2 separate regions of the Mus musculus genome follow, and region 2 is linked to region 1. Evidence: chromatin loops called from intact Hi-C (ENCODE). Cell type or tissue: left cerebral cortex. All regions are shown on one strand.

The links. Peaks named below come from ENCODE experiments on the same cell type or tissue, not always from the same donor. Only the 100,000 strongest peaks of a DNase experiment are listed, where the experiment ranks them.
Region 2: it touches region 1 in a loop (4-fold over the local background); 2 of 42 quality-filtered maps call a loop at or near these places.

The regions. Positions count from the first base shown.
Region 1 is chr7:134,203,624-134,211,623 of GRCm38, reverse strand. The region is part of intron 1 of Adam12 (a disintegrin and metallopeptidase domain 12 (meltrin alpha)); the gene reads left to right. Among named protein-coding and RNA genes, the nearest start is that of 5830403F22Rik, 13 kb to the right of the region's middle. In left cerebral cortex, no CTCF peak of the experiment used is centred here; a DNase peak (open chromatin) is centred at 3,514.
Region 2 is chr7:133,859,262-133,867,261 of GRCm38, reverse strand. Fank1 (fibronectin type 3 and ankyrin repeat domains 1) reads right to left here. Exons shown (of 11, transcript NM_025850.2): 3 at 5,035-5,159. Among named protein-coding and RNA genes, the nearest start is that of Gm51500, 71 kb to the left of the region's middle. In left cerebral cortex, no CTCF peak of the experiment used is centred here; a DNase peak (open chromatin) is centred at 3,322.

The sequences.
Region 1 (8,000 bases):
GTGACACTTTAATATCATTTCTCATGTTGTGATCACCTCCAACCATAAAATTATGTTCATTGCTACTTCATAACTGCAATTTTGCTACTCTTATGACTCATAGTGTCAATATCTGATATGAAGGATATCTGACATATAATCTCTGTGAAAGGATCATTTAACCCCTGAAGGGGCTGTGGCCCACAGGTTGGTTCTTGGAGAATCACCCATGTGATGTGAGGTGTATCCAGACAGGGTTAACTGAGGAGGAAAGGATCGCTGAAGTGGACGGTACCATCCCACAACCTGGGGACCATGGTTAAATAAAAGGGAGAAAAGCAGGAAGACAGCTGAGCGCCCGCCACGACTCGCCCATCTCTGCTCCCTGAGATGTGAGAGACATTGGCTTCCCTCTCTCACAACCGTGGGCTGTTCCTATCCCCATGGCTTCTCTGACACTGCAAACTGTGAGCCAAAATGGCCACCTGTCCCCTAAGTTGCATTTCCTAAGTGTTTTTTGTCACAGCAACAGGCAGAGTAACTAATGTATTCTTCAAACTGCTGGACGTGGGAGAACTTTAGAGATGCAACAGTCCTTATGAGCTCTTCATACAGAAAGAAGACCCAGGATCAATTCCCGGATCCCACGCCAGGAAGCTGAAAGTCACCTATTACTCCAATTCTAGAGAATCTGATGCTTTCTTCTGGCCTACAAGGACATCTGTATGCATGTAGCGTTGTCTGTCTGTCTGTCTGTCTGTCTGTCTGTCTTTCTGTCTTTAACTTTAAAACAATGCAGTGGGGCCATAAGAGACTCTGGTCTGGTGTTGTCATCCAACACTTAGATTGGCTCATCCAATATAACCAAATCTTCTCTGCTGCTGCATTCAGCTCACTCCTTCTTAAAGCTGTCTTCCACTGAGAGTCTCTGATGAACAAACTGTGTTTGCTGTCCCCAAAGATGCCCATTGTAACTCTCTCACAGGCTTACCTCTGTGTTGAATTCTAGATGGACAGTTGTTTCCCTCAGGCAAGTAGAGATCCCCTGGTGTATCCCAGCCTTCCCTGACGTGGCATTGGTCTCTTTAGAGTAACAGTTATTTGTTGGATCTGTCTTTTTATCTAGATATGTCAGTTTTTCATTGTTGGTCTGTATTTTTACATGTGTGTGCACATGTTTCTATAATCTTGTCAATATGAATTTGTGTTAGTGTATGGCTGAAAAGGAATAATTTCTATTTATCATTTATACCTGGCTTTATGTCACTACCACACCCATGGTCTTTCTAACCCCCCTTTTTCCTCTTCTCTTTCTTTTTTTTCATTCACGTATGTTTCTTCCTTCTCCTTTGTCTTCTTGTGGTACTCAGGATTGAACCTAGGGCCTCAGACATACTCACAAAGGTACTGCCACTTTACATCCCAAGCTGTCTTTGGCTGAATAAGGTAGACTCTTATTAAGTTGATTAACCTGACCTTGAACTCACTCCATAGCTCAGACAGATATTGAACCTGTGATTCCCCCTTCCTTAACTGCCCAGGTAAATGGGATTAAGACCTATACCAGCAGGCCTGGATTGCCTGAGTTTCTTGAATCCAGACCATGATAAAGATGATTAACCTTCATCCTTCCCTTTATTACCTGATTTGAAACTCTTTTTTGCCATTGGACCTTGTTAGTCAGTGACCCTGTTCATAGCTTCTGCTTATACCTTGATCTTTCTTTACCTTCTTTTTATTACAGGTAACATGTCTAAGACTAGATTTGATCTTCCCAATTCTCCTTTTAGCTGTGCCTAGTTGACTGTCTGGACTACTTATTGACTCACTTTATGTTTCCCGATGTTTTTTAAATGTTCATTTGTGAAAGCTTCATTTTGTTCTTCAAACTCGCTAGATACATTTTGAAGTGATAACTCGTTCATTTCATTGAGGTTGCCTTCAAGCTCTTCCCGTCTTTAGGTATACGATATTGTCATTCCCTCCAGATTGTTTCACTGGCCAATTCCCAGAACCTCAAGAGCTTAGAGTAAAATCTTATTTTTCTTTATTATCACAGCTCATCTCTTTCAGAGGTTTCTGCTTTCCCTTTCTCAGCCCTCTTCTCCTGTACACTATGAGCCATGCTGTAAATTCAGGAACTTTCCTGTAGAGCAGAGATTGTTTAAGACTAACAGGTTCCTGGGTGTTCACTTGTCTGAAGCCATTCTTGCACACTATTCCCCAACTTGGAACTTTTATACCACATGTTTATTGTAAGCTTGTTCTGTACGCCCAAGTGGCAAAGACATGAAGTTCTGAGTCCCTAGTGTAAGTGAGGGCACAGTGAAGCCACAGAACTAAACCACTCTGTAGGTAAAAAAAAAATAAAATAAAAAATAAAAAGGTTTATTGGGGATCAAACTGCCACTGCTGTCTCTCCAGGATCAGAAAGGACAGGAAAAAGGTAGGAAAGATTTGCCTATTTTAAGAGAGGCATGCGAGCTAGAACAGCTTGTGGTATGGGTAAGAACAGCCTGAGAACTAGTGTGGAGACTTAGGTCTGTTACAGGCTTGCTTGTGTCAATCAGAAGTTCAATGCTCACTGGAGGAGGTAGTTGGCTGAACAGGGTAAATAGGGGTAATGCTGGCTTTAGGTGGCAATCCTTCTCTTTACCTGGTCAGCCTGCAGCCTGAGCCGAGCCCAGACTGGCAGTCAGGACATTGTCAGCAGTGCTGGTATTTTTTTGAGCCTGCTATCTAAAACTCAACAGATATGGGGGTGAAAATAAGTGACTTGAGAGATTGCAGGTTCCCTGAGAAACTTAGTTGTTTTTATAACCCCCAAGTTATAAAAACTTGGGAAGGACAGCCCTTCAAGGATCTGTTTAGATTTTTGTTTTTAATGGGGAGATTGTGGTGTCAGGGATGGAAGCCAGGGCTTCATATGCTAGGCAAGCACTGTGCCCAACACTAAACCCCTAATCCAGGCCCTGGTTTTAGTCAAGTGTCTTAGCTGTCAATCTCCTCTGTGTTCAAGTCATACTTCTGTCATGACTGGAGTTGGGCCAGTATCCACCAGACCTCCTGGCTTCCAAGGTATTGAAGTGTCCGAATGTCTTTGCTTAGAATTCCTTTAATTCCCTCTAATTCTCTTCCTTTTCTCTCAAGTTCAGTTATATGGGTCCTTCAATGTGGGTGTCACGTTTAACATTTGCATGTGTTTCAGTGGCAAGTCCTCTTCGGGGTCACCATGTTTTCCGAGCCAGCAGGCCGCATATGAATCAACACGTTTCCTTCCTGCACACTGTGATCCAAGAGTTGGGCTAGGAGCTGGGGGTTACCATGGTGTGAAAACCAGACGCAGGCTCTCACCTCGGAGCATGTAGAGCATGCGAATCCTAGGGATGTGCTGAAAGAAACTGAACCCGCTCCAGGGGGACCGGGTCTCAGCTTCCAGTCCTGAGAATATTCATCAGGAAATCAGGCAGCTGCTCTCCCGTTGGCAGGTCATTCTTTGCCTTGGCAGCTGCAGGGGTGGATGTGCAAATGATGGGGCCAAGCTAAGCTGTGGGCGAGGACATCAGCTGTTCCCATCCTCTCCTGGCAGGGGCAAACGGAGAACAGCTGGGGAACCAGTCAGACATGAACTCCTCCGGAAGCTGCCTCTCCGCCAGCAGAGGTGTCAACAGAATTCCTCTTGCCTGCACCTTCTGGGAGCACACACTAGATTTTTTCCCCCATGCTTATTGATTTTGATAAGGGGAGGGTTATACGGCGGAGCATGACGATGGCGCAGATGCTCATCTGGATATCTCTGCAACTTTTGGAATGGATTCTGTGATGTCACATCAATGTAATTCTCCACTCATTTACTACCTAGGGGATGGAGAGCAATCACCTAAATGACACCAAAATTTTGATGACTCGTTAACTTGATCCCCCAAGCTTTATGCCACCTCTTCATGGGGGAACTCGTGTTCCTTGAGCGCCATTAATTCATGGGAAGTTCTGTTCCTCTCTTATTTCCCTCTGCCAGTTTGTCCTCATGAATCTCACTGTCTTTTTGCCTGCTTCTCCACTCTGCTTGCTACCAGGAGAAGCTTTTCATTTGACTTTCTTCTCGTCCCATCTCAGGTCCAAGCCACTGGTTACAGAGGATCAAACAAGACAGCAATTTGCTAAGAGGGCAGGAAGAAGGATGAGATGAGAAATAGTTTTGTTTTGTTTTTAAAACAAAACAAAACAAAACAAAACAAAAAACAAGCTAAGACTATGTATTCAGACATATATGACACCTCCTTAATGTACCTTTATCTCCCAAGGATATCAAGGACAGAAAATAAGGACCTGTATTTCATCTGTCTCCTCTTGGGTCACACCTGGGTAGATGTAGTGCGTCAAGGGGGCTGATAATTCTCCCACTTTATGGTTATGAAAATGACAGGTGGCTTGAATCAAGTGCCAGAATATGGACATCTGTGTGGCTCTGTGAAGGAACCTAGGAAATCTTTTATTTTGGATATATTTTATTTTTCACCACTAAGGAATGGAAAGGTAGTCCCCTTCCTGGGCTATGGTAAGCACTGAATGAAGAAATACACATTCCTTTCAAATTGTACAGAGAGGCACGGCTACCACTGCTCACTCGATGGTTTGAGTTTAGCCTCCCACCCCACCCCCACCTCAGAAGGCCTAAGTTCTAGGTTCTATGAGCTACCATCCCATCCTAAGTCTAATGAATGGTTGTCAGTGTTGTTCCCAAAATACAAGATGGGGCATCAAAGGTGCAGGGGTGTTTCTCTTTCCTTCTATATCTTAGATCTCATGTTCCAGTGTTTATGCTTTTGGGCTTAGAATTAGGGATATCTCTCTATAACCCAGGAAGGTAGTGCCAATTCTCCCTAGGCACTTTCCATAGCTCTGGCTGTTCTGGAACTCACTATGTAGATCAGGCTGGCCTCAAGCTCACAGAGATTTGCCTGCCTCTGCCTCCTAAGTGCTGGGATTAAAGATGTGTGCCACCAAGCCTTTCTTCTGGTCTTGTTGACTTACAGCTAAAAGGATAAAGATGTATTTCCTTCTATGCCACTGTGTGAATATCATGGGTTGGGTAGAAGGGACACTTAAAGGGGAAGAGCCAAGGTAGACCAAGGCAGGGTCATGGCTTTTCCAAGCCTTCAGCTCCCAATGGGCCTTCGGGAAAGAACTTGGAGAGGAAGAGGGTTAGGAGTAGGATGGGGGAGTAGATAGAGCTTAAATTGTTCATCAAGGTTTTGGGTGGGTGTGGCTAGAAGCGACTGTTTAGGTAAGAATCTTTCATGCTTTTGTGGACGAAACAGCACCCAGCCTCCCCGCTCTCATGCCAATCACCTGGCAGAGCACAGGACATCAAGAGTGCAGCTCATTTGAGGCTCTGGGACTTTGCTCTTCAGAATTCTACAGGTCTAAAACAGTTTCAAACATTCTAGAATTTGAAGGATTTCAACCCCAAGACCAAAAAGTGTTACTTTCCCACCCAGAAAGGCAGTCAGTTGAGCATGCGCCCTGCTGTCGAGATGGTTTTTGTCTGAACTGTTCTTCCTTTGTTAGTTCCAGCCACCTCTGTTTTAAGTGGCTTTAAAAAAAAAATCCAATTAGAGAAGGGGACGCTTCCCTTGGGTACCACTCCACTCTAGGATATCTAGCCCCACCCTCTCTTCTCTGAGGAGGGTCCTGTAAGGGCAGGGCCCGGAGGAGAGGTTGGGGATGTGTTATTGGGATGTAAAGTGAATAAATAATTGATAAATTATTGGGGGGAAAACCCACTCAGTCTTAGTCCAACACACCTGATTGAACCTCAGAGCTCCTTTTAAGACAGAAAGCTAAACTGAAGATTTTGTACTTATAGTACAGCCATGTTTCTAAAAGTTGATTGCTGTTACCTGGTAGGAAAGAATTAAAGCTTTGCTTGTGCTATTTCAATGAGCCAGTCCTGTTTGGAGAGTGTGGCCTCATTCTCGGCTCATCCTCTACTACCCCGCCCCAGGGAGGCAGGAGCCACAGTCAACTGCCTTCCTCCTGGGAAGCCAAGGCTGGAACTTTAAGATGTGCAGGGTCTTCAGCCTGGTAGGAAATGCAGCTGCCACCGAATGTGCGAATCCCTCTGCCCAGGAGGAAGGCAGAGTAGGGCTTAGGCTGGTCACAGCAGTTGTGGTGCTGCTGGCTGGCACTTTCACTCACATTCAGCAAGTGCTGGGAGAAGCCCTTTGAAGAAAGCAGCACATCAAAATGTGCCCAGAGTCCCTGGAAGTGTGGCATCTGAAGTGTGGCATCCGTTATGCACATGGAGACGCTTAAGCGTGGAGAACTTGGGATCTGACTTCGCTACTGCAGCTGCAAATCAAATACGGTTTAATGGTTGATTTCAGAGCACACTGGGCTGACAGGGTGGGAGCCATGATCTTCAGACTCCAACTTTTACCCGGCTTCCACTTCTGATTATTCTGGGAAGCCCACAAAGGAGACAGCTACTGTTTCAAGAAGGACACCCGAGTACAATAAGACTTTAATCTTTCACTCCGAGGGTCCTAGGACTTAGCTTGTGGGTCCTGACATTGAAAATCCATTTTTAGGATTTATAGAAACCCTTTGTTTCTATACTAAAGATTCATATGAGCTTATCAGCTCAACTGTTTTCTTTACAGGGAAACTTATTGCATGACAAGTTCAATTTCTGACTCTATTTATTCTCGTGAGTGGATGCAAGATGCAGCCTGACAACTTTCACCCACATCAGAACATTGATAAAAGTTATAATGTACATACATGGGAATACCACTTATTTCACATCGGCACTTGATTATGCTCTCATGACAAAGAGCTAGCCATGGCTTCTCTTGCAGGCAGCAGTCAATGTATTGCCAGGGTGGGGACCTCATCAGCAGTCTTAGCCAGAAAAGATCTGTTTCCAATTTTTTTCTTTCTTTTTTTTTATTGGATTTTTTTAAAATTTACATTTCAAATGTTATCCCCTTCCCCGGTCCCCTCTCTCCCATTCCATCCTCTCTGGTCCTGCTTCTATGAGGATGTTCCTCTACTTAACCCACCCACTCCCACCTCCCTGCCCTCAGTTCCCCTTACACTGGAGCATCTATCGAGCTTTCATAGGACCAAGGACCTCTCCTCCCACCGATGCATGACAAGGCCATCCTCTGCAACATATGTAGCTGTAGCCATGTGCACTCCTTTGTTGATGGCTTAGTCCCTCTGAGCTCTTGAGAGACTGGTTGGTTGATATTGTTGTTCTCCCTGCGGGGTTGCAATCCCCTTCAACTCCTTTAGTCCTTTCTCTAGCTCCTCTATTGGGGACCCCAAGCTCAGTCCAATGGTTGGCTGCAAGCATCCATCTCTGTATTTGTAAGGCTCTGGTAGGGACTCTTAGGAGACAGCCATATCAGGCTCCTTTGGGTTACCTCACTCAGGATTTTCAACTGAGGAACATACAATGGCCGAGAAGCACCTAAAGAAATGTTCAACATCCTTAGCCATCAGGGAAATGCAAATCAAAACAACCCTGAGATTCCACCTCACACCAGTCAGAATGGCTAAAATAAAAGCTCAGGTGACAGCAGATGCTGGCGAGGATGTGGAGAAAGAGGAACACTCCTCCATTGCTGGTGGGATTGCAAGCTGGTACAACCACTCTGGAAATCAGTTTGGCAATTCCTCAGAAAATTTGACATAGTACTACCTGGGGACCCAGCAATACCACTCCTGGGCATATACCCAGAAGATGCGCCAATATGTAATAAGGGCATGTGCTCCAATATGTTCATAGCAGCCTGATTTATAATAGCCAAGGAGCTGGAAAGACTCAGATGTCCTTCAACAGAGGAATAGATACAGAAAATGTGGTATATTTACATAATGGAGAACTATTCAGCTATTAAAAACGATAAATTCATGAAGTTCTTAGACAAATAAATGGAACTAGAAAATACCATCCTGAATGAGGTAACCCAATCACAAAAGAACACACATGGTATGCACTCACTGTTTCC
Region 2 (8,000 bases), 340 kb after region 1:
GTAAAACTCATAGACTTTGCTAGGCACAGGGGTCTTTACTCAAGTTAAGATATTGTGATAAGCTTTCAAAGCCAAGAACCTGGCTAGCCCTGTTTGTCTAAGGAAAGTCTTGCCTAGCCATGGATTTCACTAAAGCAACCTGTGTGAGTCTCCACCCCTATGGGGGTTGCCTATCAAATATCCTGCATATCAGATATTTGCATGATAATTCATAACAGTAACAAAATCACAGCTATGGAGTAGCAACAAAATAACTTTATGGTTGGGGGCTGGGGGTCACCACAACATGAGGAACTGTATTACAGGGTCCTAGCACTAGGAAGGTTGAGAACCACTGAAGGAACTCAGAGCTGGAATGGCTTTATACTCTCAGGGACATTTGACAATGTCTAAAGACCTATGTTGTCACAACTCGGGAGATGCTACTGGTAACTTGCAGAGAAGGACCCAGAGTACTGCTTAGTAACCTATAACACACAGGACATCCCGCCATCACTCAGGACCTAACCAGAGCCAGTATGTCAACTGTGTCATGGTTGAAGTATCCAGCTACACTGAAGTGGACTCACTGATAGACCATTGTGTGATTCTCTGCACTTCAGGGGATTATCTAAGTAGACTGTGCTCCCTCCCTGCCTCCTTCCTACATAAGGGAGAGGAGCCCACAAGTAGCCTGTCACCTATAAAAGAGCCCAGTCACAGAGTCAAGCATGGAAGTGTTGAAAGTTCATTTGATTTCAACATAATCAAGTCTGAGTGATGCTAAACTGTCCAAGGTCACCAGTTAGGAGTATCATTATCAGAGCTCATGGCCAAGTCTCACCTAGGACCTTAATTTGATAGGCATTGAGGTAGCTGACTAATTTGGGGGTTGTTTCTATTCTTACTATGTTTTTAAGTACAGAATCTAAAACAAATGTAACTCTCCCTGCCCTCCCCAACAAGTGTCAAGTAAAAGTGAATGCCTAAAAGCTTCAGTGATTGGGGACTTGTGATATTCAGAGCAAGATCTGGAAGCACCTGCAGCATTCCCCCATTTCTCTACTGGCTACCTGCCCTCTACCTCACTGCCCTTCACCTCACTGCCCTTCACCTCACTGCCCTTCACCCCACTGCCCTTCACCTCACTGCACTGCACTCACTCCACTGTACTGATCTCCACATCACTGTACTGTGCTCCACCTCACTGCACTGTGCTCCACCTCACTGCACTACACTCCACCTCACTCCACTACACTCCACCTCACTGCACTGCACTCCACCTCACTGCACTATGCTCCACCTCACTGCACTGCACTCTACCTCACTGCACTGTGCTCCACCTCACTGCACTGCACTCCACCTCACTGCACTGTGCTCCACCTCACTCCACTCCACTCCACCTCACTCCACTTGCACTCCACCTCACTGCACTGCACTCCACCTCACTCCACTGTGCTCCACCTCACTGCACTGCACTCCACCTCACTCCACTGTGCTCCACCTCACTGCACTACACTCTACCTCACTGCACTGTGCTCCACCTCACTGCACTGTGCTCCACCTCACTGCACTGTGCTCCACCTCACTGCACTGTGCTCCACATCACTGCATTGTGCTCCACATCACTGCACTGTGCTCCACATCACTGCAGTGCACCTCACTGCAGTGCACTCCACTTCACTCTACTCCACCTCCCTGCACAGTAAGGCCTCCTGATAAAGGTGCTTCCTAGCATATCCTAACCAGAAAATGCTGTTGTACAAAGATATTAGAAAACAAAACAAGCTCATTTCACACTTATGAACTTGAGAGCTGTATGCAACAAAGATGTCTAGGGGTTATGACACAGCTAAAATAAATGTAGTGTCTATTCCTGACTATGCTAGGCATCTTCAGAGCGTCACATGGGATTCTGAGAACAAAGGGACCTCCTCACAAAGACAAAGGAAAGCAGTACCCGTTCTCATACACCACCTTACTGAGCCCCAGCAAAAAGAACCAAAAAAGCACTCGTCACTTATGAGAGTCCTTCTCAGCATTAGCTCAGTCAGTACTTCCCTGCTTCCAAGACGCTGTCCCAGGAGGATGGGGACAAACTGAGGATCCCACTAGACCCATGTGGATCGTCCCAGGAAAACCTTTTAAGGTGGCCTGGCAGTGCACCTCAGGGGCAAAGACACTTGCTACCTAAGCATGGAAACCTGAATGCCATCCCAAATTCCACCTGAAGGTGGACAAAGAGAATCAACTCCATAAAGCTGTCTTCTAACCTCTACATGCATGCTATCACACACACACACACACACACACACACACACACACACACATACATACACACACACACACACACACATACACACACACTCACACATACACACACACATACACACACACATACATACACATACACACACACACATACACACACACACATACACATACACACATACACACACACACATACACACATACACACATACACACACACATATACACATATACACATACACACACACATATACACACATACATACATACACATATACACACACACACATACACACACAAGTAATAATAATAGTAATAGTAATAATAATAATAGTTTTAAAAATAAAACCTGTGAGCTAGAATTTCACAAATATAGGACAGAATAAAAAGGCCTTTGCCTGCCACTTCTACTTCCTCCACAGGCAGGAGTCATGGAGATCAAAGAGGAAATTCCAGGGTGAGCAACATACTCCACTCCTCTAGCCAAGAGCTTTTCAAGACTCTGCAGGCCTGGCCAGGAGAATGGCCTCAATATGTGTGACTGAATGTAAAACAGGCTAGCATTGGCCTTGGTAAGTCTGGATTCCTCTGAGTGGTGTGACTGCAAGCATCATATTGAGGATGCTCTAGGGGTGTCCATCTGAGTTAGATGCAGTGCACTCAGTGGGCACCCCTTGGGGGATGGGTAGGGTGGACTTTGAGAAGCCGTCTTACTCTACTTTGGGGTCACTTAGCTGCAGATAAGCACATGAGTATGACACTGGATAACACCTTCCTTGGTGGAATTTGGGTCTTTATTAAAAGCAGTGAATAAATCAGGGACTCATTGGAGAAGATATTTGCCAATTAACAAGTAGCAGCTGTTTTTCTTTCTTTTTAAGGGTCTGACTGATTAAAATTGCATGCTTCATTTAAACAAGAGCCTCGTGTACATTACCTGGGAAGGGGAAAAAAAAAAGGCTGAGCATCCTTTATTCAAACAAAGCGCAGGCTTTTGTGATTCATTAAAACACTCTCAAACTGAATGCAAATCATCAGCCCACAGAAGCATTTTTGCTTGCTCTGTATAATGTGAGCATTCTCAATTCTCTGCTTAGCATCTCTGCCTCCTTAAGAGAGTCTACACTGAGCAAGATAGAATAAGGGAACAGCAGTCTATCAGCAGTTGTTTGCCTCCAACAAAGATGACACCAATCCCTCCACGGAGCATAGCCCATGGGGCAAAGAGGATACCAATCCCTCCACGGTGCGTAGTCCATGGGGCTGGCAGAGAAGCAGTCAGGTGCATTGTTTGCATATATATATATATATATATATATATATATATATATATATATATATGTATGTATGTATATATATATATATATATATATGCACATACATATATACACACATATACACACCACATAACATACACACACACACACCACACCACACATATACACACCAACACACGCACATGTGAGTGCACAATCACCACCAGCATGTTCCTCTCCTCTGAGAGGTCTAATTACCTACAAAAACCATAGAACTATCATGGCAAATTCCTAGGCCAGATGTCTGCAGCTGCTTCTCTGAAGTCAGCTGGGTAAGAAGAAGCACACTTAGCCACAGGCACGTTCCTTGTCAGCTGATCTGCAAGGTCAGCCTGGCCTCTACCCTCTCTGTGAACTCTGGCTTAGGTGTGTGACTCAGCGGATAGTAGGTCTCTTGGAGTCCATCAAAGCTGATTGCAGAACCAGCTGTGTGCACCTCTCCAGCTGGCCTTGGGTGGACTCATCCAGTTGGTGAGAGATGCATCTGTCCCCACCCAAGACAGGAGAGGGAGCCTGCCCTAACGAAGTGCATCTCTTTTCCTGCTCCCACTTCTACCACTGAATCTCAATCATCTACGCACCAGTCCTGCCAGGAGAGATAGCTGACCCACACCCCTCCATCTGGGAGCCTACAATGTAGGTGGGGGTAAAAGGAAGAGCAAATATGTAAAGCAGAATGGATGAAGTGCTGGGCCTGCCTCAAAATGGGAGGAGCCTGTGCAGGGGAAGGAGAAACCTGCACAAGAACCAGCCCTGAGTCAACTGTGCCTGTGGAGCATGTGCGGTGGGCTGACAAGGAGTCTGGGTAGTCCAGTGAGAAACACAGGTGAAGCTCCCCCATCCCCCCTACCACCCCCACTTTAACTAACTCCCCTCCCGGTCTGTTCATCCAGAGCCGGGCTCCTCTTGTCTTCATTGTAACCAAAGGACCAACAGGGGAGCTCAAAATCTGAATCATTTTCAGTCACGTGGAGGGCATGATGGCAGGCCACAGAACACAGGTGGTCAGAGGCAGTGTGGCTACCCTCCCTGACCACCTCTGTGGAGGACTGCCTCCCTGGAGCTGGGAAAATATTGATCATGTTTTTCTTCAGTTTCAGTACCCAAGGAACCAGAAGTATGTGGCAGACAGGACACACACATGCATGGAAGCCGTGTACAGTCGACACACATGAGAAGACAACACTCAGCCCATCCCTGCTGGCCCACTTCCTAAGAAAGATAGCTCCTACCCTGTGCCAAATGCCCATGGACAGGACAGTCCCGGCACCAAGCCAGCTCTCCCAATTCAGAAGAGCATATCTGGTCTTCCTTGTGCCATGCTGATAGGAGGCGTTACCACAGACCTCACAAATGGAGCGCTTTCTGCTTCCAGTGAGGCCTAGGAGAAAGCAGTCAGTTTTTACCTCTGAACTGCTTTGCGTTTTTCATATCTCTAAGAAGTAAGCATAGAGCAGAGTGTACTCACGGGTCGTAGCCACCGAGACGACTGGGCTGTACTCATATTCTCCAGAGGGGCTGGTGACCTTCAGTCGAAATTTGTATAGTGTCCTTGGTTCTAGGCCTTCAACCACATGCCTTGTTGCATAACCCCTGGACAGATGGAGACAAACAAGGATGCCTCTGACCACCTTGCTCTTTTCCTAGTTTTATATCATTTCCTGACAGTGATGCCTGCCTGGTGTTGTGTCTGAGGATGGAATGTTTTATATGTATTCACAATCTTCCACTGACAATGCAAGTGAAATTTTTGGCTTGGGGAGGGTTTCACAAAGAAAATCTTTTCATGTGTACAGCAGGTTTTCAGTTTTATACAGTGTAGCTTTTGCCTTGCCTACATGCCAGGTCACCTAGGCAGCATTTCCCAAGAGCAGGTAACAACAGGTAGAATCGACTTATAAATGTTTCCACTGAATAAATCAGTATCAATCTGATCCTGCTTTATTGAATTCCTTGAGAAAAATGGACAGGTCACAGATCCATACCTTTGTGACATGCCACCTCTTTTTCCCATCTGGACTAGCCAGTTGTGGTGTTGTAATTAAACATTCCATCCAGAAAGTAATGGGGAAGGCTCATGAGTCTCTGAAAGCAAACAACTCACAAGTCTTAGCAAGTTCCTAAAACTAGTAAGATTCAGAAGGCCGGGGGAGGAATTTTCCCACCAGCCTGGATACAAGAGAAAAGGAACTTTCCCACCACCTGAGCTGCCTAAGTAGAGACTCTCTTATTGCGTCCCACTCGACCAGCAAGAAAGACGCAACAAACCGGAATCTTCCGTGGCAAAAGCTTTATTGCTTACTTCTTCAGGAAGACCCCGAAACGGAAAATGGCGCTGCTTTTATAGCCCACAGCGTGACGTTTCAACGCCTGATATGGCGTGACAGCTCCTGATTCGTTGCTCGCCCATCACCCCAGTATTACACCCCAAGAATGGGAGTGACTTGGAGTGAGTTCACTCTCACACCTGCGTACAAGGCTTGTTTACTAGTTAGGCACAGCGGAGGCCAGCGCCATCTAATAATGGCGATTGCTCGCAGCACGGCTCTCCACAGCAATTGCTGGCAGCACACACGCGATTGCTCTCGGCACAGCTCTCCACACTCTCTGACCTATAGAGCTGCCTAAAAGTTTTTCAGAGCTTCAGGATTCCAGCTTTCTTTCGTCAGTACCTTTGACACAACTACCTTTGGAGACCTCATGCTCATATACCTAACCTCTCCCACATCCTCCCAGGAAAAAAAAAATCTCATTGGTTCATCAAGTGGCTCTTTGGTAAAATTGTTCTCATAGTGTGTTATTGGTTTGTTATCTAGAGTAAATAAACATTTGTTTATACTCCCCCCAAAAAAGTTTCACATAACACAGTGTTTGGTGCACAGCTGACAACACACATGTTCTTCAAAAGAAATAATCACACTAATCCATAAAATTCATATTCAGATGACAAAGTTTCACATTTGAACAATTATTGCACACGTGTGAGTTTCAAATAGAGTCTTCAAGTAGGTAGATACGGCTGACAAACTGATAGCTACTATATCTACAGCAAGCAAAATACTGCAGGGAACAGGCCTTAAGAAATCAAGCTAATGATGGTTTGCTGCTCAGAAGCAAATCAGTTTAGCTAGGAAGCCAGGCAATGCAGTACAAAACAACTCTAACATCTTACATCATAGGTAAGTTCACCTAGGAATGCTGATGGGCAACAGGAGTTAAGGTTTCTATGATAGAAGTCTAACTAGAGGCTAGCAGTGAAGAGCCCATGGCTCCAAGGGATGATGTCTGAACTCTGTAATCAGGAGCTTAGAAAATGAGAACCAGAAAACAGGACAGTGGCTAGAGGGCCAGAAAACAGGACAATGGCTAGCCTACTGCCCTGCTCTTGCCCTCTCAGAGGATGCTGGAACCAAAAGGTGCAGGGAGGTGACAGTTCTCTGCTATGAGAGAAGCTGAGGGGATGGCTCCGCTTTGGTGCACATTATAAGACAACAAGCCTTCAGAGGGGACAGGATCACATGTGGCTCCTGATCTGACTCAATTCTTAGCTTCACTCTACGACCAGACATCGTTACTGGGCTTTCAGTAGATCCCGGGTATCTCTGCTTCAATGCTGTATCTAACTAAATTTGGGCTTGTGCCTCAAAGGCTTGATCTTTGATGAGGAGACACACTATCTCCAGTTCTTTTTCTCTCTGCTTCACTTCATTCTTGCTTTCTTCCCTTCAAATACACTTCCCCACGGCTCCATGCATGCAAGCTTACCATTGTCTTCTGTCATTTCTCTCATCCTCAGCAGAGCTTCTGCAGAGGCCAGAGCCATACATTACCATTTGCAAACTGACTGTTCAAGGATGTTTGTGCTCAACGTAAATATTTACACATAAGTTCTGTCCTATGCAATTCAAACTTATCCCATGCCCGTTTCTTGCAAGGTGCTGGGTCAGGCAGCCCTGGATGAGCTCAAGACTGAGTTAAATCATTCAACATCCTGTGGACCCTGTCGCCTGGAGTCAGCATCGTGGCTGATAGAAGCTTGCCTGAACACATGCCTGCAGAATAAAGATGGGCCTCAGCCTCATTTATTCCTCTCCAGAGCCCACTAGAAAAGCAGTCTCTTCTCCAAGGTGTGGCATTAGAGGGGTGGCTCCAGAACAGAGCTTCTCTGACCCAGGGTGACACAGTAGCCTTCACCTTCCCATCCCTATCCCATCCAGAGCCTGAAGCCTGATTTTTCTCCTGAGCTTATTCCCCTGCGTGAGGAATGATGGGTGGAAGAAGGGAGGGTTGCATGGTGTCCTGCAGGGAAGGTCTCTCTGACGTCTACAACAGACAAGATGTATCAGAATGAAATGTAAGTTTCAAAGGACACCAGCCCCAGGATGAAAGGCTCGTGTGCCTTCAAGCAGAGTGCACATAGGATGAATCAGATTC